Linked DNA regions of Homo sapiens: region 1 is linked to region 2. Evidence: read pairs that join two places in POLR2A ChIA-PET (ENCODE). Cell type or tissue: PC-3. All regions are shown on one strand. Each heading gives the region's core, and the rest is flanking DNA. Links, peaks and the distances in the headings are about the cores only.

The links. ChIA-PET counts read pairs that join two places held together with the same protein. Peaks named below come from ENCODE experiments on the same cell type or tissue, not always from the same donor. Only the 100,000 strongest peaks of a DNase experiment are listed, where the experiment ranks them.
Region 1: POLR2A ChIA-PET joins it to region 2 with 13 read pairs; 2 of 35 experiments call an interaction of 5 or more read pairs at or near these places.

The regions. Positions count from the first base shown.
Region 1 is chr12:47,248,686-47,251,499 of GRCh38, forward strand. It overlaps LOC105369746 (a long non-coding RNA gene), which reads right to left and starts at 1,776. Exons shown (of 2, transcript XR_007063288.1): 1 at 1,682-1,776. In PC-3, for the core only: no CTCF peak of the experiment used is centred there; a DNase peak (open chromatin) is centred at 1,176; H3K4me3 peaks cover 1,218 bases; H3K27ac peaks cover 1,920 bases.
Region 2 is chr12:47,399,095-47,401,908 of GRCh38, forward strand. No RefSeq gene overlaps it. Among named protein-coding and RNA genes, the nearest start is that of LINC02156, 15 kb to the right of the region's middle. In PC-3, for the core only: no CTCF peak of the experiment used is centred there; a DNase peak (open chromatin) is centred at 1,337.

The sequences.
Region 1 (2,814 bases), core at 108-2,607, 150 kb before region 2:
GGATGGTATCGAGGTTAAGAACATGGGCTTGGGGGTGCACACATCTTGGAGAAAATTGAGTGTATGCCCTTTATTGGTGATGGGAACTTTTGCGAGAATCTTAAACTCTTTATGGCTCAGATACCTAAACTTTAAAATGAAAATAAAAACACACACCTCATAGGACTGTTAGTTTTAAATGCCATAATATCTGTAAGGCACTTGGCATAATGTTTGGCGCTTAGTAAATAGTCAATAAATACAAACAATTAAAAATGCATCCACGATCTATCATTTCCTGATTCAGAGAGGAAAGGAACTAAAAATGTACTAGGATTAAAACGGTTTTTGGAAGGATGTATATTCTTGTGACTAATGTTTATTTTAGAAAGACGGAAGTGAAAAAATAGCTGAAATAATTGCTTTAATGGGCAACATATTTACAAAAACTTTTTTTTTAATTTTCACAGAACCAGAAATTATGGTGCTACAAAAATACCTGCTTATCTTAGAGCCAAAACATTTCAATTTTAAAAAATGGCCTCGTATGGCAGATACATAAGTCAGGTATGCCACTCCTGGGATCATATCGGATGGGAGGCAGGATTAGATTACAGCTCCAGACAGAGCGGCATGCAGAGGCTTGCCTTGTGAATTTTAGCTCCAGATCGACTGCAAGAACAAACCAGCAATCCTGAGAGGATCCACAGACTCTCTGAAGGAAGCAGACTGCTCCTGCAGGACCCAGGAGACCCCCAAATACTGTGAGTGCCCCAACTGCAGTGCCACAACTGCAGAAGTGGGAAAGGGAGACCCTCCTCTCCCGAACACACACCCCCACTGGAGAAGCCGAAGATCTGTTTGTGGGAGAAGTTTCTGACTTTACCTGAAGCTGAGTCAAGTTAGAGAGCCAAGCGAAAAACAGGGGTAGAGGAAGCGGCAGAAAGGCCCTGGAAGCTCGCTGGGTGCCCCTGCAGCCCATTCCTGCCTGGCACCACAGGGATCCACTGAGAGGGTGGCCAGAGATGCAGGGGGTAAAACTCCACAGGGAGAAGGAATGCTCTAGCCGAAATTTGTACCAATTTGAACAGGGTGAGAAACCTCCTGGCCAGAACTCAGGGGAGGGCGTGAATCCAGTATGCAGACTTCACTCGTAGGGGAAGAACTAAAGCCCTTTTCTTTCACAGCTGTGAGGCAGATAGCCTTGGGCAAGTTTTCAAGCCTATCTCTCCCTCTTCCTGGAAACAGACTCAGGGCTGTTGGTGGGACATGGTGGGAGTGAGACCAGCCCTTCCGTTTGCATGAGAGCTGGGTGAGGGCTCTGACTGCCAGCTTTCCTCCACTTCCCTGATAACCTGCATGACTCAGCAGAGGCAGCCCTAATCCTCCTAGGTACACAACTCCAGTGACCTGGGAATCTCACTCCCATCTCCCACAGCAGCCACAGCAAGACTTGCCCAAGGAGAGTCTGAGCCTCCTGAACAGTCTGAGCGTATGCCTAGCCCTGCCCCCACCTGATGGTCCTTCCCTATCCACCCTGGTAGTGGAAGATAAACGGCATATAATCTTGGGAGTTCTAGGGTCCCACCCACTACTGGTCCCTCTCCACATTACTACAGCTGATGTTTTCTGGAAAATGCCACCTCCTGGCAGGAGGCCAACCGGCACAAAAATAGAGCATTAAACCACCAAAGCTACAGACCTTCAGAAAGTCTATTGCACCTTCTGCCACCTCCACCAGAACAAGCGCTGGTATCCACGGCTGAGAGACCCGTAGACAGTTCACATCACAGGACTCTGTGCAGACAACCCCCAGTAGCAGCCTAGAGCCTGGTAGACTTGCTGGGTGGCTAGACCCAGAAGAGAGACAACAATCACTGCAGTTCAGCTCACAGGAAGCCACATCCATAGGAAAAGGGGGAGAGTACTACATCAAGGGAAGACCCTGTGGGACAAAAGAATCTGAACGACAGCCTTCAGCCCTAGACCTTCCCTTTGACAGAGCCTACCCAAATGAGAAGGAGCCAGAAAACCAATCCTTGTAATATGACAAAACAAGGCCCTTCAACACCCCCCAAAAATCACACTAGTTCACCAACAATGGATCCAAACCAAGAAGAAATCCCTAATTTACCTGAAAAAGAATTCAGGAGGTTAGTTATTAAGCTAATCAGGGAGAGACCAGAGAAAAGTGAAGCGCAATGCAAGGAAATCCAAAAAATGATACAAGAAGTGAAGGGAGAAATATTCAAGGAAATAGATAGCTTAAAGAAAAAACAATACAAAATTCAGGAAACTTTGGACACACTTTTAGAAATGTGAAATGCTCTGGAAAGTCTCAGCAATAGAATTGAATAAGTAGAAGAAAGAAATTCAGAGCTCAAAGACAAGGCCTTTTTTTTTTTTTTTTTTTTTTTGAGATGGAGTTTCACTCTTGCTGCCCAGGCTGGAGTGCAATGGTGCGATCTCCGCTCACCGCAACCTCCACCTCCCGGGTTCAAGCGATTCTCCTGCCTCAGCCTCCCAAGTAGCTGGGATTACACCATGCCCAGCTAATTTTATATTTTTAGTAGAGACAGGGTTTCTCCATGTTGGACATGCGGCCTCAAACTCCTGACTTCAGGTGATCCACCCACCTCAGCCTCCCAAAGTGCTGGGCCGTGCCCAATGACAAGTTCTTCAAATTAAACCAATCCAACAAAGACAAAGAAAAAAGAATAAGAAAATATGAACAAAGCCTCCAAGAGGTCTGAGATTATGTTAAACGACCAAACCTAAGAACAATCAGTGTTCCCAAGGAAGAAGAGAATTCTAAAAGCTTAGAAAATATATTTG
Region 2 (2,814 bases), core at 35-2,534:
ACTTCTCAGTATAAACCTTACCAACCAAGATAGGCTGGTGGCCTATTTTCAGCATTCTAAAAGACAAGAAATTGTATTTCGCAGAGAAATACAAAAGACTCTCAGAGACTATTATGAACACCTCTGTGCACACAAACTAGAAAATTTAGAGGAAATGGATTAATTTCTGGAAACACACAAGGCCCCAAGATTGAATCAGGAAGAAGTTGAAACACTGGACAGATCAATGTGAAGTTCCAAAATTGAATCAGTCACAAAAAAAGCCCCAGACCAGATGGATTCACAGTTGGGTGAATTCTGCCAGATGTACAAAGAAGAGGTGGTACCAATTCTACTGAAACTATTCCAAGAAAACAAGGAGGAGGATGCCTCCCTAACTCATTCTGTGAAGCCGTCATCACCCTGATACCAAAACCTGGCAAAGACACAATGAAAAAAAGAAAACTACAGGCCAATGTCCCTGATGAACATAGACAAAAATAACTTTAACCAAATCCAACAAAACCAAATCTAACAGCACATCAAAAAACTAATTCACAATGATCAAGTAGGCTTCATTCGTGGGATGCAAGGTTGGTTCAGCTGTGCAAATCAATAAATGTGATTCACCATATAAACAGAATTAAAAACAAAAGCCGTATGATCATCTCAATAGACATGGAGAAAGCTTTTGATAAAAGCTAACATCCTTTAATCGTAAAAGCCCTTAACAAACTAGGCATTGAAGGAACATGCCTCAAAATAATAAGAGCCATCTATCACAAACCCACAGTCAATATCATACTGAATGGGAAAAAACTGGAAGCATTTCCCTTGAGAAAAAGAACATGACAAAGATGCCTACTCTCCTCACTGCTATTCAAAATAGCACCAGAAGTGCTAGCCAGAACAATCAGGTAAGATAAAAAAAAAAAAGACATCCAAATAGTAAAAGAAGAAGTCAAGCTATCTCTCTTTGCTGATGATATGATTCTACACCTAGAAAACCCTAAAGATTCTGCCAAAAGGGCTCTGGAACTTATAAACAACTTCAGTAAAGTTTCAGGATACAAAATCAATGTACAAAATTGGTAGCATTTCTATACACCAATAATATTCAAACTGAGAGACAAATTGAGAATGTAATTTCATTTACAGTAGCCAAAAAAAAAACCCTAAAATACCTAGGAATACATCTAACCAAAGAAGTGAAAGAGTTCTACAAGGAGAAGTACAAAATGCTACTAAAATAAATCATAGTTGACACAAACAAATGAGAAACATTTCTTACTCATTCCTTGCTCGTGGCTATTAAAGTAGCCACACTGCCCAAAGCAATCTACAGATTCAATGCTATTTCTATCAAACTACCAAGGTCATTACTCACAGAAGTAGAAAAAAGCTGTTCTAAAATTCATATGGAATCCCCAAAAAGCCTGACTGGCCAAAGCAAAGCAAAACTAATAAAGCCAGAGATATCATATTACCTGATTTCAAACTATACTACAAGGTTAGGCAACAGTAACTAAAACAGCATGGTATTGGTACAAAAACAGATGCATAAATCAATGAAAAAGATTAGGGAACTCAGAAATAAAGCCACCATCTACAGCCATCTGTTCTTTGACAAAGCTGACAAAAATAAGCAACGGGTAAAAGACTTCCTATTCAGTAAATGGTGCTTGGATAGCTGGCTAGCCATATGCAGAAGAATGAAACTGGACTCCTACCTCTCACCATATACAAAAATTAACTCAAGATTGATTAAAGATTTAAATATAAGACTTCAAACTATAAGGATTCTAGAAAAAGACCTAGGAAATATCATTCTGAACATTGGCCTTGGAAAGAATTTATGACTATGTCCTCAAAACCAATTGCAACAAAAACAAAAATTGACAAGTGGAACCCAATTAAACTAAAGACCTTCTGCAGAGCAAAAGAAACTATCAACAGAGTAAACAGACAACCTACAGGATGGGAGAAAATATTTGCAAACTATGCATTTGACAAAGGTCTAATATCCAGAATCTATAAGGAACTTAAACAATTGAACAAACAAAAACCAAATAACCCCATTCAGAAAGACATGAACAGACACTTCTCAAAGGAAGACATACAAGTGGCCAACAAGCATGAAAAAATGGTCCACATCTGATATGGTTGGGCTTTGTGTCCCTACCCAAATCTCATCTTGAATTGTAATCCCTATAATCCCCACACGTCAAGGGAGAGAACACGTGGAGATAATTGAATCATGGGGGTGGTTTCCCCCATGCTGTTCTCGTGACAGTGAGTTCTCATGAAATCTGATGGCTTTATAAAGGGCTCCTCCCCCTTCACTCAGCACTTCTCCTTTCTACTGCCTTTTGAAGAAGATGCCTTGCTTCCCCTTTGCCTTCCATCATGATTGTAAGTTTCCTGGGGCATCCCCAGCCATGCTGAACTGTGAGTCAATTAAACCTCTTTCCTTTATAAATTACCCAGTCTTAGGCAGTTGTTTATAGCAGTATGAAAATGGACTGATACAACATCACTAATCATTAGATAAATGCGAATTAAAGCCATAATACGATACCATCTCACACCAGTCAGAGTGGCTGTTAGTAAAAAGTCAAAAACAACAAATGTCAGCGAGGCTGAGAAAATAAGGGAATGCTCACACTCTGTTGGTAGGAATGTAAATTAATTCAGCCACGGTGGAAAGCAGTTTGGTGGTCTTTCAAAGAACTTAAAAGTGAATTACCATTTGACCTAGCAATCCCATTATTGGGTATATCCCCAAAGAAAAATAAATCATTCTACCAAAAAGACACATGCATTCATATGTTCATC